3 separate regions of the Homo sapiens genome follow, and regions 2 and 3 are each linked to region 1. Evidence: chromatin loops called from intact Hi-C (ENCODE). Cell type or tissue: mammary epithelial cell. All regions are shown on one strand. Each heading gives the region's core, and the rest is flanking DNA. Links, peaks and the distances in the headings are about the cores only. Region 1 holds the start of MME (membrane metalloendopeptidase). Region 2 has its middle 320 kb from the start of MME. Region 3 holds the start of LOC105374171 (a long non-coding RNA gene).

Region 1 (10,886 bases), core at 1,781-9,780:
CTACATCATCGTATGACTAAGAAGGTCTCACCTCCTGGGAATTCAGCCCAGCAGGTCTCAGCCTTATTTTACCCGGCCCCTATTCAAGATGGAGTTGCTCTGGTCCAAATGCCTCTGACAGCTCTCTTTGTTTTTGGCTTCTAAGATTTTCTTTTACTTGCCTGCTGGCTCAATGGTGCATATAAAAATGCACTATAGCATTTTTAAAGGACTTAAAAAAATTCATCAAGCATTTGTGTCACACACAGTGGTTTTTAAGGATCCATTCTGCAAACTGCTAGAACCAATGCATTCCATTCTTAATAACTTATGTATGGCCACCAGGAGGGCTACTTTCTCCTCCATTCCTATAAGTGGCCAAACTGAGTGATCTTGGACCACCTCAGTAAGCCTCAGTTGTCTAAATTTACTTACTGTAAATAGTTGGGGACTCTTTAAGATCCCTTAAAAAAATTATCTCAAACTTGCACAAACTTCTGGGAGGAGATTTAGCATTCTTGATTTAAAAACAAACAAACAAACAACAACAACAAAAACCCTAAGTTTCTAATCAACTTTAATGAAATCAAGATATTGTAAGGGAGATGTGGGTAGTCCAAGCTACTTAAGAGGCTGAGGCTGAAGGATTGCTTGAGCCCAGAGTTAGAGACCAGCCTGGGCAACACAGTCAGACCCTCATCTAAACAAAAAAAAACGAACAACAGCAACAACAACAAAAAACAGAAAGAAAAGAGAAAAAGAAAAAAATATTTGTTCTGGGAAACCAGTTACCAATCCATACTGTCGACTATCAGCTGAAAGTCAGAGTCTAAAATTAACTCTAAGTAGGCATTTTTTTTTTCTTTTGTCATACATTTTAAGTAAATCCTTTTTTTTCCTTTAAAAGAGTCCTCACCGCCAGGCATGATTGCTAACACCTGTAATTCCAGCACTTTGGGAGACCGAGGTGTGTAGATCACTTGAGGCCAGGAGTTTGAGACCAGCCTGGCCAATATGGAGAAACCCCGAAAGTAAAAGTACACACACACACACACACACACACACACACACACGCAAGCAAAATTAGCTCGGTGTGGTGGTGCGTGCCTGTATTTCCAGTTGCTCAGGAGGCTGAGGCAGGAGAATCGCTTGAACCCAGGAGGCAGAGATCACACCACTGCACTCCAGCCTGGGCGACAGCACGAGACTCTGTAGGAAAAAAAAATTCCAGTTGAGATGCTTTCCAGGGCGCTAGTCAAGCCCCGCATGCTTATTTGTGGGAGTGAAAACACCAATATTTCGGGATTGTTGTGAGGACTAAATAGTGTCTGTAAGATGCACAGAGAAAGCGTAAATAGACGTCAATAGCACTTGTTAGGTCTACACACTCCATTTTTCCTCTATATTAATCGAATTATTTAAAGATTGGTTAGCTTTTTGGGGAAATGTCTCTCCATTGTATTCCACTTATTAGGATGAACTACCTTTTCTCCTTGCTTTTCAGCTTTCTCTGCTATGAAAAAGATGGAAAATTTTTTAGCACAAGGGGACTCTTCTCAAGCAGCAAATCATTTTGATATTAAAAACAGATAATTGCAAACCCAGTTTTATTTCAGTATGAATTCCGCAGTGGAGTGTGAATATGTGTGTGTATGTGTGTGTGTGTGTGTGTGTGTGTGTGTGTGTAATTACCTGTGATTCAAAAGAGGAAAGGGATCAGTATTAAAGGTACTTGTACACTGGAAGCAAAAAAAAAAGGAAGTTTAGTTCCTCTGAGCTCCTTGGCAATTATAGCTGCTAAAGGTAGCTTTTACAAAGAAACTGCCTTTGTGCCTAAAGTATTTATTTCCTTGTTTGTATTTACCCCTTTGAGGAGGAATCGCTGTGTCTTGAGTGAAAGGGGTACGCTGCTTGCTTGCATTAAACTGTGAGGGTCCAGGCGCATTACGGCTGATTTCAGTAGGTAGAGCAGACACACTTTAGTTTATTTTTCTCTTTCTCACTCCCCACCCTCAACCTCCGATGTACACACGTTTTAAGATTCCCTGAAGTCAGGAGGTGGGAGCGGAGAGTTTCAGTTCAGATCTTGACATGAGAGTACTTCGACCAAGGAAAAGAAAGGGAAGAAAGAGGGAAGCGGGGTGGAGAAAGCAGGAGCAAGGAAGGAAAGAAGGAAACGGGGAGGGAGAGTAAGAAAAAAGAAAACGAAGGAGGGAGGGAGAGAGGACATTTAAATGAAGAAGGAAGGAAGCTTGGATTCAGGGAGGAAAGGGAGCGGGAAAGAGAGCGAAAGAAGAGCGTGAGAAGAGGCAAGCATTATAGTCTCCGGTCCACAGGGGAGAGATGGAGCCCCCTCAGGACTAGAGAATCCCGAAGAGCCCGTGTATTGTTTTCTTGAAAGCCCCGAAGCTAAGCAATTCTAAAAATGTTTAGCAAAGCCCTTTTGGGAATGGTGAGATGGGGGGTGGGGAGGATGGGACATTTTCATTGCCACCGCCCGCCCCCCGTCTCCCCGGCCCCCTCACATGAAGTGACTGGATTTGGGAGACCTAGCGGAAACCTTCAGGTCACCCAGGGAACTGCTCCTCTCTCTGGTCCTGCAGCGGCGAGGCGGGGTAGGGGGTGGGGGGGGTGGGCCGTGAGAGCGCCGAGACGCGCGGGGCGCGGAGATGTGCAAGTGGCGAAGCTTGACCGAGAGCAGGCTGGAGCAGCCGCCCAACTCCTGGCGCGGGATCTGCTGAGGGGTCACGGTGAGTCTCTGTGGGTGCGGGTCGGAGGGATGCCCAGGTGCCTCGTCGCCCCACGGCCCGGGCGGAGGCGGGTCCGGAACCTCCCCCAAGTCCGGCCTCAGCCTGGAGCCCGCGCGCCTTGGGCGGATGCACGGACTGAGAGGCGCTTGGCTGGGCTCTCAGCCCGCCACTGCCACCCGGCCCCGTGCGCTCATTGGTCGGGATGTGTCGGCTCAGCAGCCTCCAACTTCTCCCGAATCCCACTGGTGAGTCCCAGGAGAGCGAGCTGAGGGAGAAAGGTCCAAAGGGCGCGAGCGCCCAGGGCGCTGGGAGCCCGTGGGACGGGCACGGGGAGGGCAGAGCCAGCCGAGGGGAGCGGCTGCCGGGAGGTGCGCTGAGCAGGGTCCGCAGCTAAGGTCCAGCGCGATCCGAGCGCCCAGGACCCTGCGGCCGTGGAGGAGGCGTGCCCTGGGAAGGAGCCGCTACTGGGACCTGAAGAGTGAGGGGAGGGAGAGGGGCCCAGAGGGTGACCTGGAGGAGGGCTCTGGAAGTCACGTCAGGTTGGCTCTTCAGGTTCATTTCCATAGTTCCCTGCGGCCTCTGCCTTGGGGAGTTATGTTTTGTTACCGAGATCCGCGCTACCAGATTGCACCGGGGCTGATTTGGGGGCTGGGAATTTGCCATTCTGCTGTACAGACACTGATTTTTTTTTCTTCTTTTTAAAAAGCAAGGTTTGTTTTCATTTTGGTTTCTGTCGGATTTTCTCATTTGTAACTCACTTTTCTATTTTTACTTTTCTTAACCGGAAGATCTTTTCATTATCCCACCTCTTCATCTTGCTTTTAACCTGATTTCCTATTATATAATTAATGCTTAAATCTCACAAGGGTTGGTCGGTGCGGGGCTGGTGTGTCCTTTTGTAGATGAAAGTTTAAGACCTCTTAACTGGTTTCAGTCTATTTGTCTGGTTTCAAAATAAGGGTAATTGCAACCAAATATCCCTCTTTAGCTTCTCGATCAAGTCGATTCCTCCCCCATATATGATTCAAATGGCAATTTTATTAAACTGAAAACTAGTACCTGACTTGCAGCGTCAGCATTTGGAAAGTGCTTGTCGGCAAATCGACTGTATGAAGGCGTGTAGCTTCATCCCCTGCCATTTTTGTGGGTTCTAGCACTTTAAAAAATTGTCTGGTAATTTCTTGGACTTAACCCTGTGTCTTTGGTTGTAGAGCAGCACTAACCAGGGGAGTAATATGGTTGGCACTTCGTGTCCAGAACTCCGTATTTCAGGCTGGGAAACACCTAATTAATGTCTGGGAAACAAGAAGATGATTTATCCTGAGTACCTCTGTCCTCAGCTTCTGCAGACACAGTTTAAATATGGAAACTGTTTCTCCTTCTTCCTGTGCCTCAGTTTCCATAGAACAAACTGTAATTGCATAGCACAGCTTCAGGAACCTGCAGATATAAGTTAATGTTATAATGTGCAGTGAAGATGAAAACTGCTTAGCTAAGTCTAAGTCTGTAAGTCAATGAGATTTCCTTTTTAACAAATCAGTTATCCAGGTTTCCTGCTTTGACTGTCTGATATAGTAATGCTTATGCTCAACTGGTATAAGAATTGCTGCTTTACATTGCTTTGAAATTAAGCTTACACTTAAAATAGTAATTTATTCTGTTGGTAATATTGTCGAGCTGAAGTTTGCAGGTTCTTGTTATCTTAGACCTCCTAATTCTCTATTCTCGTCTGTGGCAGTGTCCACTTTTCCGTTTAAACTTTTTATTTAACACATCTTCAGTTGAAGTGAAATATTTTAAGAATACAGGTATGTTTTTGCGTACCCTGCTTTATATGGGACTATAAGCCTCAACTTGGTATTTTTTTTTTTTTTGTATTCTTTTGTTTACTTGTCCCCCTTACTCTTCTCTATGGGATTGGGTGTGGTTAAGTTGGATATTCAGGTATTTGGGGTTTAGTCATATGTTCCACAGTGAGATTCCAGATACTGTCCCCTGATGTCTTAAAGAAAAATTGTGAACCTTCCAGAATTAACTGGAAATGAACGACAAAGTTAATTAGGAGATTAAACTTGCATCATTTCTGCTTTTGCTCAATGCTTTTGAAAAAAGGCTACTAAGAGCAAAAGACTTCCTTTAAGAATTTACAGGGCATTTACAAGAGGGGGAGATGGAGGAAGACTTTGCAGGTGATTCAAAGATTATATTGTTTTGATGCAGCTTCTGTCACTGTCTTCATTTCTCTGTAACTGTTTCTGCAAACTTGGGTGCTGACCCATTAAGAGCCCAGCTGCTTCAGTACCCAGTCTCAAGGGTAAGGAGGAGAAGCCAAGGGAAAGTAACTTACAGGGAGAAAGAAATGCTTATCCACTAGCTTTACTACACCACAAGGCATGGAGTTTCCACAGAGCACCTGTAATTTAACCCTGAGGCTGCCCTGGTTCACCCCTTCGCTTTACTTTACAGGGACACTGACTGTCATTTCTAAGGAAGAACTAAGAAAAAAAAAAGTCCTTTTATACCAGTAAAACATTTCTCTACATTGTCTTCTGACATATGCGGGGGGAACAATATTCAGGAAAGGGAAATACTTTAGCAAATGTGCTTAACATTCAGGTGTTCTTTAGGACAGTCATGAAACATGGGGAGACTGGGAGAATTATTATTGTTTACCTCTCTGTAAAGTGTCCAGAGTATTATTAAATTTGTTCCCCTCTTTCCTTTGCCCAACCAATACACTATTAAAATAGGACTACAATCAATGCAATTCCATATCATAACCCCAGGGGTGGTGAGACTAAGCCAGCATGCCTTACATAACCATTAAGTAAGACATTTTAACATTCAGGTACATTACATTCCACTTTTATTTAGCAGACACGGTTTTCATTGTGTAATAAAATATTTTTATTTGATAGTCTGTCCTTGCTTATAGCCTCATGTAATCAAGGGGACAGCATGTTTAAGACTTTGTATCCAGAACTTTAAGGTCTAGCTGTGGTTCGCTTATTAATAATTCACTGGGAAGGTTAATTTCTAGTTTTCTGCTGGGTCTCCCAGACCATACTTCAAATGTAGAATATGTTTCTTCTTTCTCCTATGCCTCAGTTTCCACAAAACACACCCTTAGAGAATTGTGTGTGTTCAACAAAGATCTTTAACTATAAGAGCATTTCTGAGCCGCCACTTCATCCTGGGACCAAATTCTAAGAGCAATTTGTATTGAGCTATAAACAGCTAATCTGCTAGTTTAAGATGTTCTTTTATACAGTCATGCAGAAAAATGGAAATTGTGTGTTCTAATCCTTGGAGACTGGCTGATAAAGTGTCACTAGGCCCCTGATGAAATTTAATATTTAGGCTTATATCCCCTTAATTTTCCCCCTAAATTTCTACAGTACGCTTTTACTGCATGATGATACAGCTTTATTTTGAACAGTGACCAAATGTGTTCTTTACAAAGAATATTGACGAGTTGTGTAGTCTTGAACACGTTGCCTGACTTCTCTGTGCCCCAGTTTCCTAATTCTTTATTCTATTCTGTGGCAGTGTCCACTTTTTGGTTTAAAGTTTTTAACACATCTCCAGTTGAGGTGAAAGATTTTAGGAATACAGGTATGTTTTTGCATACCCTGCTTTATACAGGACTACAAGTATCAACTTGGTAACTTTTTGTACTATTTTGTTTACTTATCCCCCTTACTCCCCTCTTAAATGGGATTGGGCGTGGTTAGGTTGGATATTCAGGTATCTTTTGGTACAGTGAGTGACCATTTTCAGAATGTTGTCTAACCAGTTAATAGATACTGGTATCAGTAGTAGTAGTAATTTTGAACTGTAAAAATAAAGGTTGTTTTTATGACTAAAATAAACTACTTCATGTGTTCATTCGTTTTGCTGTTTATCTATATTAATATTTCAAATTATTGCTTAGTCAAAACCTCAAGGTATTAGTCACTGGTTTTTGAGCTTATAAAGGAAGCCACTGGAGCAAGATATAAAATTAACCATTGATGTTAGTCCAGAGTTCAAAAGGGTGAGTTTAAAACTTTCTTAATGATGGTACAGCAATTATTTGCTTATAAACTGCTGAATTAATCCTACTTGAGTATTTAACCAAGTCTTACTGTCTAATTTTGCTGAGATTTTCAGTGATATACCAAAGCAAAACAAAACAAAACAACAGCAACAAAAAACAAAAGGTTGTGACTGAGACCTGTCAAATTCATTTGGCTCTATATACTTTGCATTCAGCAACAAAATTTTGACTTCTCAACAGCAAAAATGTATTTCTATTTTAAAATAACTGAGCCTTTTACTTTTATCCAGCCACATTAAGCATTTGGACATTTTCTTTTTTATTTATTTGTTTTTCATTATTAGTATTTTCATTTTTTGCAGATTTTAGGTGATGGGCAAGTCAGAAAGTCAGATGGATATAACTGATATCAACACTCCAAAGCCAAAGAAGAAACAGCGATGGACTCCACTGGAGATCAGCCTCTCGGTCCTTGTCCTGCTCCTCACCATCATAGCTGTGACAATGATCGCACTCTATGCAACCTACGATGGTGAGTTACTCCCACACCTGTGCATCCATAAGTGCAAAAGAGAAGGAAATCTTCCTCCATGCTTTTACCATCTATCCAACGAATGTGTTAAGGATAGAGGCACTTAAAGACTGACAAAGAGATTCATTTATAAAATGTAACATCAATATGTCAAAATAATTAACTTTGAAGTACGGTGCCTTTTATGTTTGAGCTAAGTTATTAATTGCAAGTATATTTAGTGCGCTCACGCTTACTTATGAGGAATCTAAAGTATGGTTTTATTTGATTAAAATATACACAATTTTATGGCCAGCTTTAGTAATAGTCATTAGTCAACTTTTGTTGTGTCATTGAAATTCTAAACGGCTTCACAGGAATTTAACAAATTTAATTTGAGTCTTGGAAGTTTTTTACAACAAGGATGAAAAAAGATTGATTGTTTAATGGTTAAAAAAATGATTACCAAGCAAAAACAACTGATTATTTCAATTTAATAGGCCTGGGGCTTCGTTGGTAGAGAAGATATAATAACACATTTTTCTTCATAATCAAAATTTTAAATTTAGATTTTACTTATTTTATTTTCTTATATTTTTTCTAACCACTGACAATGATATATAATGTTCAGTTTTTAGTTCTTGCTTTAAGAAATTGCTTATTTAATTGGCAGTTTTTAAAAGAACAAAAGAAAAATAGAAATTTAAAAATTTGTGTTGCCAATATTTATGTATATTCTCTCCTTTTTCTAGATGGTATTTGCAAGTCATCAGACTGCATAAAATCAGGTAAGAAATGGTTTTTACGTGTAATAGTTATACAACTGATGTATAATATTTAAAATTAAATGCTAATCTTAATTTGCTTTGTTTACACTTTTATTCATTGTAGATCAATTATTTATGTGTCTGGCTCTATAATCAATGGAAATAAAAATATATTTAAGTAGTAGATTAATTAACTTGTTTACTCTGAAAAATATATTACTATTTTCAGCCCTGGGCTGTATAGCAGGGCAATAGAAAACTATATCGCTATTTGTATGGAGCTTGCCATGTAGTTGAAGAAAGAAAATGAACACATATGAAATGGTAAGTTTCGTATCATTGTGTTAAATGTCTCAGTGCACCTCACTAGGTGGGTGAGAAGAAGGGAGTGAGATGTAGGCATGTAAATCTAGGTGGAGAAGTTAAAATCTGGGAAGAAATTTCATTTTATTTATTTTTTTTATTTTTTATATTTTGAGACAGAGTCTCGCTCTGTCGCCCAAGCTGGAGTGCAGTGGCGTGATCTCGGCTGACTGCAATCTCCGCCTCCCGGGTTCTAGCAATTCTCCTGCCTCAGCCTCCCAAGTAGCTGGGACTACAGGTACCCACCACCACGCCTGGCTAATTCTGTATTTTTGGTAGAGACGGGGTTTCACCATATTGATCAGGCTGGTTTCGAACTCCTGCCCTCAGGTGATCTGCCCCCCTCGGCCTCACAAAGTGCTGGGATTACAGGCGTGAGCCACCGCACCCAGCCTTAAATTTGGGAAGAACCTTGAAGCAGGGCTAGAATTTAGATGTGGCGGTGCAGAAGAGGGAATTCCAAACACAAAAGAAAGAAACTATGTTATTGAGAAGTAGTAAAAGTGTACGCTTGATAGAAGGACACATTATGGAGAACCTTGAAATCCATGTTTAGCCTTGATATTGTAATACAGGAGAAACAGATATTTTTGAACAGAGGAGTGATCAGGCCAAAGGTGAAAGATGATTCTGCGAATGTGAGGTTGACTGGATTGAGTGAAAAGGAGGGCAGGCAGGTGGGGGCTGCTTCTGTACTCCAAGTGTAAGCTGAAGAGGTTGGCCTGTGGTGAGAGAAGAGTACTATTGAGATAATGGGGAGGGAGAATTGGGTGACTCAGTAGAACTGACTTGCTAAATAAAATGAATGAATTGAGAATGATGCCAAGTTTTAAAACCCAAGGGACTAAAGAGAATGGAGGCAGCCCACACAGAAATAGAGAGGTTATGAGGTGGATGTGGATGTGTTTGGTCTAAGATGAAAATAGACAGGAGGAAGGTAGAGATGAGGTTTAAGAAGCTGGAATTTGGATTTGAGATCTGTCAGTTTAGGAGTGATAGTGGAAGCCTTGGAAGTATTTGAGTTCTCAAAAGAAGAGAAGAGGTTCAAGGGCTAAACTTAAGAAGAGGTTCAAGGGCTAAACAACATCAATGATTAGAAGAGAAGAAAAATAAGTCAGAGCAGAAAACAGAGAAGTGTATGAAGCTATATAAATCCCATCAATTGGAGTGTGGTGAAAATGGGAGTATTTCTTCTTTCTTCAAGAAAAAGGAAGGTGGTAGCTGAGGGCAGCACCTGGGATATGAACACAATATTTGTGTCCTTTAACAAGAGATTCTAAACCTCCTTTCTAACATCTATGTGTCTTATAAGAAATAAATAAACTGTTCCAAATAATTTTAACCATTTTCTGCTGGATATTTTTAATTTTATTTATTTATTTATTTGAGGCAGGATCTTGCTCTGTCACCCAGGCTGGAGTGCAGTATTGTGATCACAGCTTACTGCAGCCTTGATCTCCTGGGCTCAAGGCATCCTCCTGCCTGAGCCTCCTGAGTAGCTGGGACTATAGGCACCTGCCACCATTCCTGGCTAGGTTGTGGGTTTTTTGTTTTTTTTGTTTTTTTTTGTTTTTTTTTTTTGTAGAGACAGGGTCTCACTATGTTGCCCAAGCTTGGTCTTGAACTCCTGAGATCAAGCAGTCCTCCTACTTGTCTTCCCAAAGTGCTGGGATTACAGGCATGAGCCACTGCACCCAGTCTTGGATATTCTTTACTTGGATTTTTGTTATTCACTGAACTTTGCAAAAAAATGACGGGAAAATATCTGGCAATTCTAGGTTATAGTCTAATATCCTGAATCTGTGCCCTTTGGTTTTTTTTTTTTTTTGTATCGTTTTTTGATGGATTTTTTTGCTCTGGGTCACAAGAGCAATGACTAGACACCCTGAGATGTGATGTGGGGAGCGTGAGGGAGACTTGATTTAGATGTTAGCCATTTGCTGCTCGACATAGTAAGTTTTTCCCAAAAACGAAGTTTCTTTATTCCCCAGGGAAATGGCTGCACAGGTACCTTGGCTGGGGGATCTCCGTGGTCATGTGCAAAAGTCAGCATGTGCCCAAGTTGTCAAAGTTAACGTTTACTTCCTCCCCAGATCCTCCTATGCTTCCTCTCTCTACCAGCTACCCTATTATATGCTCAGGCTGTCCTGTTTCGGGAAACTTCCACTTACATATTGACTACTAAGGGTTAATTCCTCTGTCTTTAATACACTTGACATGTCTCTTTGGTATCTTAATCTATAGATTCTCTCTTCTCTCACTATTTTTCCTTTTTCTCTTCTTTTCCTTGAATTTTATTTTCGAAGAAACTGGATTTTTTGACTAGGTAGGTGTATTTCTATAAACGACAAGTGATTTTGCCTCAGAGATCTAGGCAGGTTTTTCCTCCCAAGGAGCAATGTGACATTCAGAATCTGGAATCTTAAATGTGACTTAATGTTTAGAGATAGGATTTTTAAATAGTGTTTGGCAAGTCT
Region 2 (10,886 bases), core at 199-8,198, 320 kb before region 1:
CTAACTATACCCGAAGCAATCTACAGATTCAATGCAACCCCTACCACATTCTTCACACAATGTGGGTGATGAGATTATTCACAGAGTGAATAATCTATCAATGACACTCTTCACAAAAATATAAAAACAATTCTAAAATTTACATGAAATTACAAAAAACCCAGAATAGCCCAAGCCATCCTTTTTAAAAGAACAACACTGAAGGAATCACATTACCTGACTTCAAGCCATACTACAGCGGTATAGTAACCAAAACAGCATGGTATTGGCATAAAAACAGACACACAGACAAATTGAACAGAATAAAAAACCCAGGAATAAATTCATACATCTACAGTGTATTTTTTGACATAGGTGCCAAGAGCATACATTAGAAAAAGGACAGTGTCTTCAATAAATGGTGCTGGGAAAACTGGATATCCATATGCAGAAGAATGAAACTAGACATCCATCTCCTGCCACACACAAAAATCAAATAAAAATGGATTAAAGACTTAAATCTAGAACCTCAAACTATGAAACTGCTAAAAGAAAGCATTGGGGAAAACTCCAGGTCATTGGTCTGGGCAAAGAGTTCTTGAGTAATACCCACAAGCACAGGCAACCAAAGCCAAAATGGATAAAAGAGATCACATCAAGTTAAGAAGCTTTTGCACTGCAATGGAAACAAACAAGGTGAATTGACTCTCCTTAGAATGGGAGAAAATATTTGCAAACTACCTATCTGAGAAGGGACTAATAACCAGAATAAATAAGAAATTCAAACAACTCAATAGGAAAAAAAAAAATCTAATACTGTGATAAAAAAATTGGGCAAAAGATTTGAATAGACATTTTTCAAAAGAAAACATACAAAGGGCAATCAGGTATATGAAAATGTGCTCAACACCATTAATCATCAGAGAAATGCACATCAAGACTACAATAATATATCATCTCACCAGTTAAAATGCTTTCTATACAAATGACAGGCAATAACAAATGCCAGCAAGGATGTGGAGAAAAGGGAATCCTTGTACACTGTTGCTGGGAATGTCAACTAGTACAACCACTATGGAGAATAGTTTGGAGGTTCTTCAAAAAGTAAAAATATAGCTGCCATGTGGTTCTGCAATCCCATTGCTAGGTATATCCCCAAAGAAACGAAATCAGTATATCTAAGAGATATCTGCACTTCTATGTTTCTTGCAGCATCATTTACAATAGCCAAGATTTGGAAGCAAACTTTGTGTCCATCAACAGATGAATGGATAAAGAAAATGTGGTACATATACACAAAGGAGTACTATTTATTCATGAAAAAGGATGAGATTCTTCATTTGCAACAACATGAATGATACTGGAAGTCATTATGTTAAGTGAAATAAGCCAGGTATAGGAAGACAAATTTCACATGTTCTCACTTATTTGTGGGAGCTAAACATTAAAACAATTGAGCTCATGAAGATAGAGAGTATAAAGATGGTTACCAGAGGCTTGGAAGAGTAGTAGGGGTTGTGGGGGAAAAGTGGGAATGCCTTAATGAGTACAAAAGATAGAAAGAACGAATAAGAACTACTATTTGATATTACAACAGGTTGACTATGGTCAATAACTTCATTGTACATTTAAAAATAATTAAGATTATTATTGGATTTTTTGTCACACAAAAAAATTAATGCTTGAGGGAACATATACCCCATTTACCCTGATGTGATTATTACATGTTGTATGCCTATATCAAAATATCTTAGGTACTCCATAAATATATACACCTACTATGTACCCACAGAAATTAAAAATAAATTTTTTAAAAAATATAAAGAATAAAGACAATTTAAGAAAAAGAAAAAAATACAGTGTAACTTAATTTTTTTCCAATTATGAGTGATGTTGATCACTTCTTTATATTTAAGAGCCATTATTATTATTATTGTGTGACTATTCTATTTATATTTGTGCCCATTTTTGTGTTGGAATTTTTGCCTTTTTACAAACATTATACAAATCTAAAAAAGTGTATATTACAAAATATACTGGGCAGCTATGCAATATAAAATATACAAAATATACTACTATACTAGTATACAAAATATACTATGCAACTATATAAAATAATATAAAATATACTAGAGATTGAAGCCAAAATAAAAAAGTCTCCCAGCAAAGAAAAGCCAGAGACCCCATGGTTTCATGGCAGAATTTAAATCTTTATTTAAAGAAGAAATAATACCAATTCTACTCAAGCTATTCCAAAAAATGGAGGAGTAGAAAATACTTCCAAACTCATTCTCTCAGCCAGTATTACCCCGATACCAAAAACAAAGACACATCAAAAAAAGAAAACTACAAGCCATTATCCCTTATGAACACTGATGCAAAAACTCTCAAAAACATACTAAAAAAATTAAATTCAACAACCTGTTTAAAAAGATCATCATGACCAAGTGGGATTTATCTCAGGGATAGAAGGGTGATTCAACACAAACAAATCAATCACTGCTTTCATGCTACAACAGCGGAGCTTAATTTTTTGCGACAGAGACCACGTGGCCTGTAAGTCCCAAAATATTTGCTAACGGCCAGGCGTGGTGGCTCACGCCTGTAATCCCAGCACTTTGGGAGGCCGAGGCAGGAGGATCACGAGGTCAGGATATCCAGACCATCCTGGCTAACGCGGTGAAAACCCGTCTCTACTAAAAATACAAAAAAATTAGCCGGCCTAGTGGCAGACGCCTGTAGTCCCAGCTACTCAGGAGGCTGAGGCAGGAGAATGACGTGAACCCGGGAGGCGGAGCTTGCAGTAAGCCGAGATTGCGCCACTGCACTCCAGCCTGGGCGACAGAGCAAGACTCCGTCTCAAAACAAAACAAAACAAAACAAAAAAATTTGCTAACTAGTGTTTTCCAGCAAAAATTAAAAACTACTGTTCTACATCATACCAACCATAGCCAAACTTCAGGAGTTCCAGTGAGGAGTTCATTCTTCAACAGCTGTCTGATGTTTTACATTGCTAAAGTTACACAATTCAGTTTTCATCCTCAGTGATATCAAAGAAAGCAACTGGATATTTAAAGTGCTGATTTAAATAGTGATATTTATGTCTGTGTACAGAAATTAGCATTTAAAAATCATATCTTTCTATTGAATCATAAGCTTCTTTATTGGATTTAAAAAAAAAAAAACGTAAACTGATTTTTATTGAACATACCAGAGTGCATTTATATTTCTGGGCCTGGCTTTCCCAGTGAGCAAAGAGAACAAGTTGAACACCAGGGTCACTCCCCGTATTGACATGTTTAAAAGAGCATTAAACTAAGAAAGACTATTAACAAATGACTTGGAAGGTTATTAGAATTTTTATCCTCTATAATAAAAGTCGATCTTCTCAAGTGTTTATTTTGAGATTCAATTTCAAAGGGTTTTATATAAATAATCTAGAAAGCCGGTTCGTTTCTTGCTGGAAACATTATTGTTATCACTAGAGGGAGCTGGTTTTACATAAAATTAATGTATGTAGGCCTGTATCTAGAAAAAGACAGAAAAGCACTTTGTGGTTCATGTTAAGAAAAAGAACAAAATCCTTTTCAAAATATTTTTTCTGCTAATAAATTGTACTTGTCAAGGAATTATAAACTGAAAGTTTGCTTCAAAATACTGTAATCTCTGTTCCCAAGAGAATTTTTGATACTCTAAATGTGATAGTGGAATAAACATTCTATGGGGGTATCACTTAATTTTCATATAGTAGTATTGATGTCTGTAGTCTTTTCATTGTTCTTTAAATTTATCCTACTTTAATTTTCTTTAAATTTATCCTACTTTAATTTTCTTTAAAATGGAATTTTGTCATTGTATAGTTTGAACAATATGCTAAGCAGAGTTGCAGAGTACAGAATAAGATTTTGGCTAAATTGTCTATCTATTTAATATAAAAGATATAAACATTCTGGTGTTACTTTGAAATGCCTGATTTTCAGTGAGTGCTAAAATGAAAAGAACCATTAAGTATTTGCTTTAACTTAAATACTTTCTTACATGTAAGTACTATTGTATTGATAACTGTCTCAAATTTATGTAAGTAAATTTACATAAATGTACGTAGGTCACATGCAGAGTAAACTTACGTAAGAACCAGATATTCAGCCAATAGCCAATAGCTTTGGCTAACTGGGAACTTACTAAATTCACTGTGTTTCCTTGAGACTTTTTATTTGGAACTCTAACTACTAAGTTTTAAAATAGGGCTAATTCATCTCTCTACGCTTTCTCTGATGCATGGATATCAATGCTTATAAATTATTTATAAATCTCCTTTCAAGTTGAGCAAACCTCTAATTTCAAAACAGGATTGAAATTGATAGAACATGTTTGACCAGGTGAATGGAGTTTTAATCGGTAAATTATTTCAGACAGTGAGGAACCGGCCTTTGTTAACTCATTGACCCATTTAAACCTCTGCCCACCACACACACACAAATTCTTCTTGCCAAATTCAATGATCTACATCAATTTTTAAAAAATTCAGATTATGCCCTTGCTTGATAGCATTTTTATGCTACTAAACGAAAAGATGTTTGGCATTTCTTTTATGTCATAACTTTTCACCTTTAGTCAAGTTTTTAAATTCATAATCTTGAGTAAATATCTGTGTAGCTGTTCTTGAATCAACCAAAGAAAAATAAAAATATTACTGTCTAAGTTAACGAATGTTCATTAGTTGCTCATTAATTATAATTGGACCTACCAATAATGAAGTAGAAAAAAGGGTAAGGATTTGATTTAAAAGACAGTTGTTTTTCTTTCAAAGAAAGAACCAACTGGAAAACAAAACAAATCTGACGATGGCTTTTGTTTCTTACCTATTCTGGTCTCAGTAACCAGTGGTAAACAATGAGGTTTGTTGTTGTGTCTGCTAAGAAGAATATGAACAGATATTACAAGCCACAGTAAATTGTTCAGTGGGTTTTCTCTGTAGAACTTGTTGATTTGAATCATAATGGGGTTTCAAGCAACTTGATAAACCTTTGTCAAGATTTTTAAGTGGAAGAAAAAAAATGATGAAATGTACAACTTGTAGAATTTGTTTTTCCTAGTGTGGTCCCAAATGGCGCCATCCTTTCACTCTCCCAGTGTGCTCTAATGAAGAAGGGACATAGAGGTCATTGAGGTCAACGGCGAATCAGCAAGAGCTGACAAGATGTGATTCTTGGCACTTAGAATGGCTAAATGCCACCAACCCCTCCAGACTATTTTCCAAATATTTTGCATTTTACAAAGACCAAAGACTTTGACCAAACTGTTTCTCTCTCCACTCCATTTTTAGCTCTAAATTTATACTTATAAAGCAAACTCAAACCAGGACTTCTGAATAACACGTTGTTAAGCAGTTTGAAGTGGTATGGAACCTATCCTCAAATTATGTGTAGGCCTCTCAGCCCTTAGAACTGGAAGCTGGGAAGTTGATCACTATTTTCACCTTCTAGTTGGGAGACAGTGAGGTTAAGGAGACCCAACCAAGTTAAATTCAGGCTTTTTTTTAACTTGTTGTCCCTGAATGGAGTTTTGGAGGTCTTTGAAATCTTAGAAATGCTATGTAAATTTTTATGTTATGTATATGTGTGGATATTGCTGGTATATAATGTTCATGATTTTACCAGAGTCTCAAAGGGTCCACAAAAACTTAATATGTTGAAAGCAATTAAAAAAAAACAAAAAAATTATCTTCTGGAAAATGTAAGCTTCTCCACTTAATCTTCACAGCAATTCTGTAGATTGGCTGTTACAGCCAATGGTTAATACAGATTCTAGAAACAGGCTGCCAAGATTCCAATTTCAGTTCTGCCACTTATTAGCTGTATGAACTGACTTTTTGTACCTCAGTTTCCTCATATGCAAAATGAAATAATAGTAGTACCTATTCCATAGGGTTATTATGAGGAATAAATGAGGTAATATTTGTAAAGTACCTATTCCTTGCTGCAAGATAAATGGTGAGTGTATATGTGTGTGTGTGTGTGTGTGTGTGTGTGTCAAAAACACTAAATATTAATCCCCAGGGTTTAGACGATGAAACTATGTTAAGAGATTTGCCTAAAATCACATTGCTTGTAAGAGGAAGAAATAGGTCTAAAATTCAGAGGGGTTGTTTTGTTTTCTTTTGTTTCCATTTAAATCCTGCTAATCATTGGCCCTAATCAGTTCTGTGTGTGTGGTCTCTTAGCTTCCATTTCCTCTCTATTCCACCACCCCACCCTGCCCAATGTTGTCCTTTTTTTTTTTTTTTAGAGATGGAGTCTTGCTCTGTTGCCCAGGCTGGAGTGCAGTGGCATGATCTCAGCTCACTGCAACCTCCGCCTCCCAGGTTCTAGCAATTCTCCTGCCTCAGCCTCCCAAGTAGCTGGGACTATAGGCACCCGCTGCCATGCCCAGCTATTTTTTGTATTTCAGTAGAGATGGGGTTTCACCGTGTTGCCCAGGCTGGTCTTGAACTCGTGAGCTCAGGCAATCCACCCACCTCAGCCGCCCAAAGTGCTAGGATTACAGGCGTGAGCCACCATGCCTGGCCCCAATGTTGTACTTTTAAAATCATTTTATATGCATCTTCCACCGCACTTTGCTCTCAAAACTTCAAAATCTCCCCGTTATCTGGTTTGAATCAAACTTTAATTTAAAACAAGGAATTGTTGGAGCACTAATCTATGAGAGGTGGTGAATTACTAATGCCGTATTAAAATAAAATTTATTTACCCAAACTGCTCTCCTAGAGAGTAATTTAAAATGAGATAGAGAGAAGTTCACCCACTCCTTCCCTCCTACTGCATGTGCAGTCACACACACACACACAAACACACATACACACATACACACACACAGACACACACACACACCCCTCAGACAAACTCAAATCGAATTGCTCCGGCTAATTTTAGTGCTTTTCTTTTGGTAAAAAGAGTATCTAAATTTGCGGCAAATTCAATTGTTCTGGACAAGAGAGGAGAGATTGATCCCTATCACCTAATATATAGGGCTTCTTTGTCCCTTCTCTACAGAGCAGTTAAGCTGCAAGACCCTGAAATTATTGACCAAATACTAAAAGAACAAATATTTGAAGGGGCACCAATTATTAACCTACCCAACATGACCAGCTTAGAATCCTTCCTGAGTACCCTCAAGTTTTCATCTAGCCCCGATTCAGATCACAGGTTATAAAACCTTTACTATACAATTCTGTCTCACTTGGAGTACCTCATTACCTGGAATAGAAGTCATGTCAGTGGCTGGGCGCAGTGGCTCATGCCTGTAATCCCACCATTTTGGGAGGCCAAGGTGGGTGGATCACAAGGTCAGGAGTTCAAGACCAGCCTGACCAATGTGGTGAAACCCCTTCTCTACTAAAGATACAAAAATTAGCGGGGTGTGGTGGCGTGTGCCTGTAATCCCAGCTACTGGGGAGGCTGAGGCAGGAGAATCATTTGAACCCTGGAGGTGGAGGTTGCAGTGAGCCGTAATCACACCACTGCATTCCAGGCTGGGTGACAGGGCGAGACTGTCTCAAAAAAAAAAAAAAAAAAAAAAAAAAGCAAGTCATGTCAGCATTTCAGTCCATTAGGTTCTTTATGTCTCCTAGTCCTCATTCTTCCTCATCCAAGTTATCACAAATGAGGAGAATGGGTTTCTTTTCTATGACTACCAAATGCATTACGTAGTAGTGGAAATTCCATTGGTAAAATCATCACCAATAAATGTAGTTTCAAATCCTGTTTCCTCACTTGTTTGCCACAATACCTAGAGAAATTTAAATAGATTTCACTGAGCTTCATTGTCTTCTTCATCTATCAAACTGCAAAATAGCATCTGTTTCAAGGGTTGATATAAGGGTAAAATAAAATACCATACAAAAAATATCTTGGCATAGAGCAGCTGCTCAATAAATGCTAATTTGTTTCATTACATTGTAGCTAAAGATTTATTGTATAAATATAATTTGTTATATTCTTGAGTGTTTTACAGTTTGCAGAGAGAGCCTTTACATACATCATTGCATTTGCTCCTCATGATGAGTCTGTGAAACAAAAACTATGATCATTATCCTACCAATACAGAAATGGTGTATGATAATGATGAAATGGTTTGCCCTCCAACTACAGTTTCAGAGCTGGGACTGAAAAACATATCATTTTAAAAATTTTGTCAATATTTAAGTTTATTTTTCATTCATTATCAGTGTCTCTTTTTTGTTTGTTTACTTTTAAAATATTTTAAAATTAGCTTTAATTATAAGAAGTATTAATATATACATTATCATGGTTAAGAAAAATCTACAAAATAAATGTATATATAGGTCATCCCCTTTCTAAGACTCTCCAAAGAGGCTTCTTTTATTTTTAAAAATAATTTCAACTTTTAGTTTCAATGGGTACATGTGCAAGTTTGTAACATGGGAGTATTTCATGATGCTGAGGTTCGGGATACAGAGGATCCTGTCACCAGGTATGGAGCATAGTACCCAACAGGTAGTTTTTCAGACCTTGCTCCCTTCCCTCTTCTACCACCTCTAGTAGTCCCCAGTGTTTATTGCTCCCATGTTTATTTCCATGTGTGTTCAATGTTTAGCTTCCACTTATAAGTGAGAACATGCGGTATTTGGTTTTGTTTCTGTGTTAATTCACTTAGAATAATGGCTGCCAGCTGCATCCATGTTGTCACAAAGGATATAATTTCATTTTTTATGGCTGTGTAGTATTCCATGGTGTATATGTACCACCCTTTCTTTATCCAATCCACCACTGATGGGCACCTAGGATGATTTCTGCTAGTGCACGTGTCTTTCTAGTAGTATGATTTATTTCCTTTAAATATATATAATAATCTCATTATTATATATAATCTCTCTCTCTCTCGCTCTCTCTCTCTCTCTCTCTCTCTCTCTCTCTCTCTCTCTCTCTATATATATATATATATATATATATATATATATATATATATATAAAATAATGAGATTGCTAGGTCAAATGGTAATTCTAAGTTCTTTGAGAAATCTCCAAACTGCTTTTTACAGGGACTGAACTAATTTACATTCCAACCAACAGTGTATAAACATTTCCTTTTTTCGGCAACCCAGCTAGCGTCTGTTATTTTTTGACTTTTTAATAATAGCCATTCTGACTGCTGTGAGGCAGTATCTCGTTGTGGCTTTTATTTGCATTTCTCTGATGATTAGTGATGATAAGCATTTTTTATATATTTGTTGGTTGCTTGTATATCTTCTTTTGAGAAATGTCCATGTTCTTTGCCCATTTTTTTAATGAGGTTATTTGTTTTCTGGTTGTTGATGTACGTTTCTTATAGATTACGGACATTAGACCTTTCTCAGATGCATAGTTTGCAAATAATTTCTCCCATTCTGTGTGTTGTCTGTTTACTCTGTTGATAGTTTCTTTTGCCATGCAAAAGCTTTTTAGTTTAATCAGTTCCCATTTGTCAATTTTTGGTTTTGTTGCAATTACTTTTGAGGACTTGATTTAAAATAGTTTCCCATTCTCTATACTATATTAACACTTGAGAAAGTTTTACTGGATTAAACAGTGTTTTTGTTGTTGTTGTTTTCTTTCTTCTGTTTGTTTGTTTCTTGAGACAGAATCTCACTCTGTTGCCCAGGCTGGAGTGCAGTGGCACAATCTTGGCTCACTGCTACCCCTGTCTCCCAGGTCCGAGCGATTCTTATGCCTCAGTCTCCTCAGTAGCTGGGATTGCAGGCGTGCATGACCACACTTGGCTAATTTCTGTATTTTTAATAGAGATTGGGTTTCACCATGGTGGCCAGGCTTGTCTCAAACTCCTGACCTTAGGTGATCTCAAGTGGGAGGCCTGCCTAAACAGTGATTTTAAACCTAGTTTTGCCCTAAGTCACTCAACACCTGCAATTCTTAGTTTCCTCATCTGTTAAATAAAAAGGCAGAACTAGACCACATTTTAGTCCCATTCCAGATTTTAAACTGTTGGCTATAGAGTTCTAATATGAAACTAAAACTAAATAAAAACTTTCCCCATTTCCATGGCATCTGAAATACTAGGGCTGAATCATTTTTTTCACTTAGTATTAAAAAAACTCATGGATGATTCTTTCTTAATCATAGGTTATTTCCTAAATTGTGTTTCCGTAAGTATAACTGAGTGAACCTCAAATAATAGTGTGAGAACGTGTGACAGTGTGATATAATGATATCAAAAAGATTCATGAAGTTTTCCCAAATGTTTTGCTTTCTATTACCTTAAAATTTTTTTGTTTCAATTAAAAATGGAGGAGTGAAAATTGGAACTGCCAGAATCTAATGTCATAAATTATTGTACATACGAAGTCACTCATAAAACTTTTATGTTTAATACTTCCTCTCCAACTGATAATTGCTTCCTGCTGTTTGCAAGAATTAATGTGAATAAAACATAAAGTATTGCCTTTTTTACATGATGGCTTTGGCTTCTCTCTTTCCACACAACCTTCTAAAAGAAAGGTCATAGAGCATGTTATAAAACAAACACTGAACTCTGAGTGTCCTCTTTCCTTCCTTGGATAATGGCATCAATGGATATTGGCAGGTTATGTTTCAGGATCTTTGGGGTGTCACTTTTCTGGCCTGAAACCTCTGGCTGGTGGTGCCTTTGCCTGAGTTTTGCTGAGGCCCACTAGGCTGGTTCTGCCCACTCAGCCTGGCAGGCTATGCTTGGCTCACACTACTGACCTGGATCCCACATCTGCCAAGGGCAAGTTAAATGTGGAGCAACAAGGGGTATGTGAGTGAGTTTGGGGTTTGGCCACTGCAAGTCAGACACACAGGCTGCTGCAGCAGAGCAGGAAGCTCCAGGTGCTGGTATGGGTGCCAGGTCTCTGCAAGGCTGCAGCTGGA
Region 3 (10,886 bases), core at 1,460-9,459, 110 kb before region 1:
GCAACCTCCGCCCACCGGGTTCAAGTGATTCTCCTGCCTCCACCTCCCCAGTAGCTGGGACTACAGGCGCCCGCCACCGCACGTGGCTAATTTTTGTATTTTTAGTAGAGACGGGGTTTCGCCATGTTGGTCATGCTGGTCTCGAACTCCTGACCTGGGCCTTCCAAAGTGCTAGGATTCCAGGTGTGAGCCACAGCACCTGGCCTCAGTAATCCGTGTTTTAACATACCCTCAGTGATTCTGATATATCCTCAATTTGGAGAATTTCTGCCTCTGGCCTTTTTCAATTTATATTAAAGAAGAACCATCTTTTGACAAAAGTTAATTTAATTCTAAATGTTTCAAGTGACTAAGAGAAAAATATACCTGTCTGGACAATTTTTAAAATATTGTGACAATGCCCACCAGTATTTTCCAAAGATATATCCTTATGATTTTATTTATGCACTAGTCAGAATTGATGAATGTGTATGTTGAATACCATTTGCTAATTCATCTGGCATCTGGCAAAACCATATCACATTAATATGATGGATGATCCTGCTTCTTTGGAATGAGAAAACTTCCACATGGAGGCACAGTAATTATTCCTGAAGGAATGAACATAATGTAAACTGTCATTATGGGTAAGTTTTGTGGGCAAAGGATGCCCAGGAGAAAGGCATTATGTTAAGCCTTTATTCTCAGCAATGGTGCTCTGCAGCCTTGCTCCCACTTAAAGTCATTATCAGAGCTGCCTAGACCTTTCTGCCCTTTGTGGCTTTGGGCTTCATTTAGCGGGTTATGGGATGTTTCAAACCTCTACTTAACGCATTTGAAATATTTTCTACTTTGAAACTTTTTCTCCCTTGAAAGGCAAGGTAGCTATTAGCATCAAGAAGAAACCAAAATGAGCACAACAAATACACAAGTGTCTTTCACAAATGTAGCTTTGCCCAGATGAATTTTTAAAGGTATTTTATGAAGAATGTTAAAATACATGAAGTTATTTTCTAAGTCAACCCACCTAGCAATTTTATTTCTAGAAATGTATATTAAAATATATCCCCAGATGAATATATAGACATATGTACAAGAACATTCATTACAGCATAGATTGCTGAAAACAAGCAAAATGTCCACAGTCACAAGGAGTAACCAACCAGAGCAAGTTCCCCTGGGGAGGCCTCTGGTGTGTGCCAGGAACCAGCTCTTTAGTTTCCAGATTATGAGAGAAACAAGTGTATCAGTCTCCTAGGGATGCCATAATCAAATACTGCAGACTGGGTGGCTTAAACAACAGAAATTTATTTTCTCACAGTTCTGGAGGTTAGAAGTCCAAGACCAAGGTGTCCACAGGTTTGATCTCCCCTCAGGACTCCCTCCTCGGCTTGCAGACAGCTGCCTTCTGACTGTATCCTCTTACGACCCTTCCTCTGTTGGTACACATCCCTGGTGTCTCTTCCTCTTCTTATAAGGATATCAGTCATATTGGATTAGGATATGTCCCTAACGGCCTCATTTTAACCTCTTTAAGACCTATCTCCAAATATGTTCACATTCTGAGGTCTTGGGGAATGGAATTTTAACATACAAAATTTGGGGATACCATTCAATCCACAACAACCAGTCAGTCTTAGAGAGTAGCTGGGTCATAGAGGGTTATTTACTAAATGGTTCAGAAGTACTTTAATATTTTCAAAACTGGTACAGTTTTCAGTAAGTAGTGGCTGATTATTAACCCTGGCATGGGCTCTGAAACAATTGTAAAAACATGTGAAAAACCTTAAAGGTTAGAGGAGCCCCTTCAGGGACCTCCAAGATTGAAGATTGAGGCTAAGTAGGTGGGCTCGGAGACTATTTCTGGAATTTAGTTGTTTTACATCTAATAGACCAAATAATGTGCTGTGGTTATAAATATAGGATTTGGAATCAGAAAGAGTTTGCATTTCTGTTTCCTACCTGTAAAATAAAAATGATAATAGTACCTATCCCTAAGATTGTAAGCAATAAGATAATGATATAAAATGTTGATGATATGCCAGACTCAAAGTAGATACTCAATAAACAAGACATTATTGTACCTTTATATAAGCTTACTTTTCTAAATAGTCTTACACACATGCAAACACACAAACACACACACACACACAGTGTTCCTTATAACAAACTGTACTAGGCCTCTAAAGACACTTTTAGTTCTAGAACTCTTATTCTAAGTGATACTTGGCCACAAGTGATTCACAATAAAGGATTGAAATTTTTAAACACATTTATTGCTTTTATTATAAAAATAAATTGTGCTTTCCTACTGTATGGGAATTCTACTTTTAGCAGTCACATTGCTTGATTTAACTGGCAAGTATTAAAATAACAGTGTAGTGCTCACCTGATAAAACATTGTAACTTCTGTTAGATTACTTTTTATATGGTTATATTAGTAAACTGCCATTTATGTATTACAAATTGAATTAAGTAATATGTAATCATTAGAATAATGAAATATGTATTTTGCGTACCAATATGGAATAAACTTAAAGATGTATTAGTGATGAAAGCAAAGTACACAGAAATACTCAAGAGTATATGTTTTTTAAAAATAGGTTTTTATATTGTTTAAATTTTTACCATGTGTATGAATTACCTTTTGAAAAAAATAGATTTTCTCTCACAGTAAAATATAAAAGGAGAGAACAGATGCTCAAGATTCCATTTTCAAACAGAAATCGCAATCAACAGCACCAGTAGCAGCTGCTATTTATCTGTATTTGATAAGAGCAAAGCAACAGATAAAAATGAAAAATAAACTAAATGAAAAAGGCATCTACAGAGATCAAATTCCAGGCGACTCCCTTCCCACTTGCCTTTGTTGTAAGTTCCAGAATAGTTTCTCAGCACTAAGAAATTCTCTGATTTAATGGAAACAACAAAGGATGTGGCATCAGACTGAGCTGGGTTCCAATTCTACTCTTCTGACTTTCTAGCTCTGCAAACACAGAAAAATCCTTTTACCCTCTGAACCTCATTTTCATCAGCACACAAGCATCAAAATGTCTGTCCTTCCACCACTTAGAGTGGTTTTGAGGCTTAACTGAAATTACATGTATACAAGTGCAAGGCAAACAATATAGACCAATATGCACCTTTATCTCATTCATAAATTTCTATTTAGCTTGTGGGATACAGATACACATTCATTAATTCATTCAACAATAACAAATAGACCCTTCTAAATACTGGAACTAAAATAGATAGCAGAACACATTCATTCTCTGCCCTTTTGAAGCATAGACTCTCGTAGAAAGATAGAAGACAGAACAGACATCCATCACATTAAATTGTGGCAAATGCTATGATACAGATAGATAGGATACCCTAGAAATGCATATAAGGCACATATACTCACCAAAGATGTCTGGGAAGGCTTCTGGAGGAAGTCATGTTCAAGTGAGGCCTGATGAAAGAGTAGGAGTTCACTAAGTGACCCAGGGGAATGTCGTAGGCTTCCCACTGGCTTGGCTGACCCCTGAAAGATAAAACCTGACAGGTGAACAGTGCAAGTTGAGGGCTCTCAAAGCAGCTCCCCTTGCATTTGACTTGTTACAGCCAATCTCTTCCATTCCTCTCATGAAAGTAGTTGTTGGACACAATTAAGAAATGTGACAACGGCAGCTCAGAGAAAAGAAGTTGAAGGTCACATAGCTACTGAGTGGCAAAGCCAAGATTTTGATTGTCCCAAACATTTGAAACACTCAACTGATGGAATTTTTTATTTTTATTTATTTTTTATTAATATATATTGATCAGTGGAGTGTGTCTTATTATATTGAAATTCTGACTCAGCACTGGGTATGTCTAGGATTTCAGCCACACTGCAATACATAGAAGAGTGCTTGGTGCATAATAAGTATTCAGTAAATATCTCTTGAATGAATTAATAAATCCCAAGTTTGAAGGATCACTTAGAGGCATCCTTTGTCTTTTGAATAATTAATTCATGCTGCCATCCTTGAATTGAAATTAAAGCATTTTAAAGGTCTTAGGGAACTTCAGAATCCTCCCAAACCAGGGTGTTTTGAAACTGGATTGGATCTTATTTCTTTCTACAAAATGCTAAGGAGGCATCACGGCATGTAAAGCCAACTCCATCAAGAAGTCCACTTGGGCTCTGAGATGTGTGAGAAATGACACTGCACAAGAGTCCAACTGAATAGTTCGGGAAATAGGCCAAAGGATTAAAAACAGTATCATGTAAGGATTAGGAATTTAGCTTAAGACATGGCTCCCTAGTATAACGTCAACATGACTCATTCATTTTGAGTTGGCTGAAGAAATTTTAGATGCATTTTGAAAGATCATCTGGCTTTCCTCTTACAACATAGATTTGATCCTTGCACCATCCAAACCAAACAGTCTAATGCATTGAAAAATGTGCCTGAGAAGGAAAAACAGAATCATCATTACTTTTTCTTTTTCCTTTTACCTGAAACCTAGGTGTGAGGTTCTTGAGAAATTAGTCTTATTACATTGACCAAACACTAATGCTTTCTGGAAAACTTTGTTCTTCTGGAATTGCACAGAGTATACTTTTAAACATGGCATCTGCATCTTAGATGCCCTATTTTAAGTCTGATTAATCTAATCCGGGGAGGTAAATTAGGCCCTTTAGTAGTCTATTAACTTTCTCCTACCCCGAACGGAAAATTTATTAAATTATCTTTATGTGTTCCAAGAAAGCAAACTTTGAAACTGGCCAGCAAGCTTGTAAGAGCCTAATGACGATCGCGGCATGAGTTTCCATCAGCTTTTGGTGTTATTTTAATACAATCCAAATGTAGACTTAAGCTATTAGTGTGTACTCACGTTCTCTCTCTCCCTGTGCTTGTCTCTTTCTCTTCCTTAAAGTACAAACACATGCACACACTGCCACTTTCTCTTTCTCAACACACACAGGCTTGAATAATTTCTATTTATTTCTCAGTTCTACTTTCCTCTCAGAATTCCTTTCCTGACCCCCAAATCTAGGTTCAGGTGTTCCACTAATGCACTCTTACTGCAACAGCTAACTTGTCCATCTCTACACTAGTCTGCAGACAATATGACGGGGACTGTTTTTGTAATTGACCTCTGTATCCCCTGGGCCCTGGCAAAGTACCTAGTATGTGGAAAGCACTCAATACAATTTTGTTAAATAAGGAAATGAATGAGTGCATTAATCTAGCCCTTGTATGCTTAGATCTGCCAAAAGACAAAGCTACAACAAATTTATCTTAAAGATCTCAATTGGCTTTATTGCATTTTTAGAATTGGGCAACACTTCATTCCATAAAATAGAATAAGTGTTCCAATAAGCTGAGTGGAAGGGTTTGGTTTTATAGACGGAGAAGAACTGAAGAAAGCAGAAATGTAGAACAAAATGTGACTGGTCATTTCAAAGCTATTTCCCTTGTAAGGCAGGAACAGGGAAACAATAGAGAAATAACTGATTGCTTAATATCAGGTTACTTCAGGTTACCTTCCCTTTAAAGATTAAAGGCAGAGGGAACTTCATTATCCTGTAGATTGAAACCAGTCTGTTTGGGAAATTAAGCTGTTATCTCTCCTTTTGGGCTTCTCCAAAGGTTAGATAACCACTCAGTTTTGGTTTGGTAATGTGGAACCACAGCGTGAGCGACTCCGTTTTGATTTTTAGTCTGATCTGTTGGGGTCTAGTGTAGGAGTGTAGCTCAAAACAATGGCCTCCTATAATTTTTTATTTACCAGAAATAAAAGGAAATATACAAATGTAATCCATTCCTTGATGATCCTCTATCAAGAAGTAAGTCTTTAATTTCCCCAGTTAAAAAAACAATTCATCTTCCTAGAACCTCTGGAATGAACAGTTTTAGACCCCAAAGTAAAAAATACATACAGTCAAGCTAACTCTGTTTAATTAAATGTTTTCCGTAAGTATTGAAAAACAACTTTTGAGCAATGTGAATAGCTATTGTGTACAAAAGTTAGGTAGAATATAATATTATCCTTATTTTTCAGCAATTATATATTTACAATATATACTTGTTTCACAAAACAAGAGAGAAACAGGCAGATTTTTTTTACTCCCAGTTTAGTGGCTCTTCAATACAACATGCCACTAACAAAAAGGTATTAGAAAGAACCAAAAGAAAATTCAAAATTCAGAAATGGCACAAAAAGATGATCTTTGTTGTAAACAAGAAAATAACAGAAGCCAATTTCTACAAGTATGCACTAAAACATATAGGGAAAATACCTTACATCATAATTTAGTCCCTAGGACCAATTTTGAAAGTCAAAACTTCATTTTATACCTCTGCATTTCACAAGATCACATACCAAGGAACATATGAGGTCTTCAATTCTTGGGAACTAAGTCTGTGGTTTACCGCCCAAGGTCTCTCCCAGGTTTTTGTTATCACTGGCAACAGAACCACTGTTGGAAGCCCACTGCAGAATTAAGAATTCACACAATCTGAAACTGCTTATGTCAGGCCTTTCATAAGGGTGAAAATAATATTCAACAACTTTCAGCATGTGCTTACCACATCTGCACCCATTTTGGGTCAATCAGAAAAAAAAAATGCTGGAAAGAAATAAGCCACCCATTCAGAAGTAAAAACAGGGAAAGCCAGCTGCATACAAACCCTGCAGATTGTGCTGATGAGATCCATGGATGGGCAGAAAGAGCTGCTTCAGGAAAAGAAAATCTAACTTCTGAGCAAAAAGGCTCAGAACATAGATAGGACAAAAATGCTCTCCATTAAATGCAATTCCTAAGAATTCAGGGAATGTGTTTTATTCTATCCCAACAGTAATCACAAAATAGTCTTTCTTTCTCATATGTACTGATTGATTCATTGATTGATTGTACCCCCTCATCATGTTTTTTATTGAAAGAAATATGGAGAAGCACAAAGAAGTAAAGATTTTAAACAATCACTCACTATCTCATCACTCAGTAATATCTGTTATATGTCCACTGATGGCTAAAATCTCACCCACAATTCCTCACGGCCATCAATAAATTAGAGAGAGAACTTTTTCTATTAAACTTTCTTCCAAAGAATTCATGTCAGTTCTTTCTACAATCAAACTTCTCTTTCAGTATGAGTTTTTAATCAGCAAAACAAAACTCAAGATAGAATCTAGTGTATTCCATAGTTGTTCAAATTGTTTACAGCTTAAGTTTCTCGCCTTTGCACTGAGTGAATTGAGACACAAGTATGCTGGAATAGGAATAGATCTGAATGTTTAGAGGGGTCCAAGCTCACACTGGTGTCTCAGAGATATGAGGGAGATAGTTGAGTCCCAAGGCATACCTCCAGGGTCTAAATGATGAATCACCTCACGTCTGCAATTGATCTGCCTTCTTTGCTGTTTGCTCATTAGGTTAGAGTTCCAGGTTTAATTCTGGCATAAACCAGTTACTTTTCTCTTTCCCAAAGGCCACAGAGAGCAACATTAACTGGTTGTCTCTCAAAAGGTGCCATTCATTAATGAAGAGATTGGGAACGATCATCTAGATGCATTTGTACAAAATAATCCAGGTAGGAAATGGACTCTTCTGATGGTTATTCCATCTCAGGCACATTATCTACATTACATAATGTACTCCTAAGAGTAGAATAATTGTTATTATTATTAGATGAGAAAATGAGATGCAGGGAGATTAGTAACTAATGCAAGACAATACTGCTGATAGAATCAGGATTTAAGACTCCAAATCCATGCTTTTCCCACTATATTACCTTACCTGGCTGGGGAGAACAAACCTCAAATATACCTATTTGATGATAAATGTGTGAGAATATATATATATACACACACAAACATATATATATACACATATATATATATAAAGTAGGTATATTGTGTATGTATATCTCACAGTGACTCCAAATTTTTATTTTTATTTTTATTTTTTGGAGACAGGCTTGCTCTATCTCCCAGGCTGGAGTACAGTGGTGCAATCTCGGCTCACTGCAACCTCTGCCCCGTGGATTCAAGTGATTCTCCTGCCTCAGCCACCCAAGTAGCTGGGATTATAAGTGCACGCTACCACACCTGGCTAATTTTTGTATTTTTAGTAGAGACGGGGTTTACCATGTTGGCCAGGCTGATCTCGAACTCCTGACCTGAAGTGATCTGCCTGCCTCAGCCTCCCAAAGTGCTGAGATTACAGTTGTGAGCCACCATGCCCAGCCGACTCCAAAATTCTTAAGGTCCTATAGTACCAAAGTCAAAATTCCCAGGGAATTTTTAGTAAAACACATCAATCTCATATCTCTATGTTATTTATGTAAAAATGGCACCTCTATTTATATGGTTTTCATGATAATTAAACAAGAGAGTGGCGATGTGATGTATACACTATAAAGCACCATGAACACATAAAACATTATTGTTTGAAAAGTCTTTGAGGCCTTAGTTAACAACAACAACAAAAAAAACTCTGCAAACAATAAATCAATCAGTATTGACAGTGAAGTTCAAAAATGTTTATATTTCTTCTAAACTATCTGGTGAACATGCCTTTTAAATCCTTGTTCAAGTCACTCAATCCATAACAATTTATGGAATCCTTTTGTATTTTGACAATAAGTCTATACACATACAAACCCATTTTCCTTTTGTGAGATTTCCGTAAGTCATCTGTCTCTAAACCTATCTAGGAATGGAAGTAGAATGTATCCAGCAGTTCAAGTTGTCATTAGTCATTGCTATGTGATGTGGGATAATGCCTACTCCAATCTCTCTACAAGCTAAGAAGAAAATCGTTTTCTACATTCTCCTTGCTGGACCTCTGGATGCACAGAGGGAGAGCAGACATGACTGGCCTGGTCAATAGAAATATTTACTTACCTGATGGCATGAATAGCCAAATGAGCTAAAATTGGCCATGAAAACTGGTTTCTATGAATAATACTAATACATTTCCTGGATCAAAACTCTAAAAGGCTGAGCTTTATAAGGGATAACTGACATTTCCTTAAAAATTGCTCAACATGACATGTACTGAACCTGTCAAACTGCTGGGAAAATTACAGAAAATAAATTTTAGGGTGATTGGCAAAATGGCTTTGGGAAAATGATTTATTATTTCCAATAAGGAATGAGAAGGTGAAAAATGAGATGTAAAAAGACAAAGAGAAGAACAAGAAAGGAAAATGGAAAAGAAGAAAAGAGAGAGAAAGAATGAATCCCATGCCAACTTAATTCGACCATCCACTATCGTATGCAAAGGCCCAAGTAAGGTACTTGGGAGGCTACAAAGAAAAATAAAATGCATCCATGCAACAAATTCAACAATTATTTATGGAGCTAGGAAAGAAGCAACTATCTAATATGCCACAGCAACTGGAAATATATCTAAGATTACCTGAATGAAAAGTAAATCAGAAGTGTACTTGAAAAGTAATCTGTTTATTTAAACAATTGTTAAAAGACGATATTTTCTTAAAGAAGCAATCTTGGTCTTTTCCTGAAACAGAACTGGGTGATGGCTGTTACTTGTGTCTAATCAGATTGGCCCAGAACCACCATGCACAGAGAACATTTCATCATCTTTTAGCAGGGCCAACGTCATATAGACAATTTAGTGGGGATAGTAACTTTCCAGGGGTTTTCTGATTTTAGCATCATACAGCGCAGGGATAAATGAGCTGTAGTTTCCCACATTTAAGTTCTAAATTCAGCTATGTCACTAATTACCCTTGAGATAATTACAGTAGATGACCCAGCATTTATTTTTTATCTTAACAAGATTTTGACTCAATACATAGTATTTTCAAATATTATTTTGAAAAAAAATCTCTGAAATAATTATATAATGAACATTCAATTCTTAGATCTTTCTACTTTGAATAAGTAAATATAAATGTATTTCAGTTAAAAGGCTTAAGAGTAGGATGAGTCAAGAATAACGATAGTCATGAATCACTTAAGAACAAGGATACATTCTGAGAAATGTATTATTAGGTGATTTTGTTGATGTAAAAACATCATAGAGTATACTTACACAAACCTAGATGGTATAGCCTAAGACACACCTAGGCTATATGGTTATATGGCTATATTGCCCCTTAGCTATAAACCTATACAGCATGTTACTATACTGAATACTCCAGGCAATTGTAACACAATGATAACTATTTGATAACTATTTGTGTATCTAATTGTATCTACACATATGAAAGGTACAGTAAAAATACCATAATCTTATGGGACCATAGTTGTATATGTGGTTCATTGTTTGTCAAAATGCGATTAGTGGCACTTGACTGTTTTGTGAACATGAAAGAGCAACTGGCCTACAAAACTTCATTAAATTGTTCCTATATCTTCTTGACCATATCCAAAAATCTCCCAGCTAAGCTTCAAATTTAAGTGTATGCATTGTTTTAAAGAATTGCTGCTGGGTGCAGCGGCTCATGCCCGTAATCCCAGAACTTCAGGAGGCTGAGGTGGGTGGATCATCTGAGGTCAGGAGTTCAAGATCAGCCTGGCCAACATGATGAAACCCTGTCTCTACTAAAAATACAAAAATTAGCTGGGCATGGTGGCACACGCCAGTAATTCCAGCTACTAGGCAGACTGAGGCAGGAGAATTGCTTGAACCCGGGAGGGGGAAGTTGCAGCGAGTCAAGATTGCGCCACTGCACTCCAGCCTGATGACAGAGCAAGATTCCATCTCAAAAAAAAAAAAAAAAAAAGAATCAGGCCGGGCGCGCTGGCTCATACCTGTAATCCCAGCACTTTGGGAGGCCAAGACGGGCAGATCACGAGGTCAGGAGTTGGAGACCAGCCTGGCCAACACAGTGAAACCCTGTCTCTACTAAAAATACAAAAAATTAGTAGGGCGTGGTGGTTGACACACCTGTAATCACAGC

What was found. Hi-C counts contacts between places; a loop is a spot of excess contacts. Peaks named below come from ENCODE experiments on the same cell type or tissue, not always from the same donor. Only the 100,000 strongest peaks of a DNase experiment are listed, where the experiment ranks them.
Region 2: it touches region 1 in a loop (6-fold over the local background); 3 of 110 quality-filtered maps call a loop at or near these places.
Region 3: a loop joins it to region 1, with 4 times the contacts of the local background. A loop is called at or near these places in 3 of 110 quality-filtered maps.

What each region holds. Positions count from the first base shown.
Region 1 is chr3:155,077,028-155,087,913 of GRCh38, forward strand. MME (membrane metalloendopeptidase) reads left to right here and starts at 3,292. Exons shown (of 23, transcript NM_007289.4): 1 at 3,292-3,439; 2 at 7,131-7,300; 3 at 8,032-8,067. The coding sequence starts at 7,141. In mammary epithelial cell, for the core only: a CTCF peak has its summit at 5,554; a DNase peak (open chromatin) is centred at 2,974; H3K4me3 peaks cover 3,488 bases.
Region 2 is chr3:154,755,010-154,765,895 of GRCh38, forward strand. No RefSeq gene overlaps it. Among named protein-coding and RNA genes, the nearest start is that of MME, 320 kb to the right of the region's middle. In mammary epithelial cell, for the core only: a CTCF peak has its summit at 3,453 (motif pointing right); no DNase peak of the experiment used is centred there.
Region 3 is chr3:154,966,718-154,977,603 of GRCh38, forward strand. LOC105374171 (a long non-coding RNA gene) reads right to left here and starts at 3,548. Exons shown (of 5, transcript XR_001740568.2): 1 at 3,386-3,548. In mammary epithelial cell, for the core only: no CTCF peak of the experiment used is centred there; DNase peaks (open chromatin) are centred at 4,304 and 5,384; H3K4me3 peaks cover 173 bases; H3K27ac peaks cover 2,331 bases.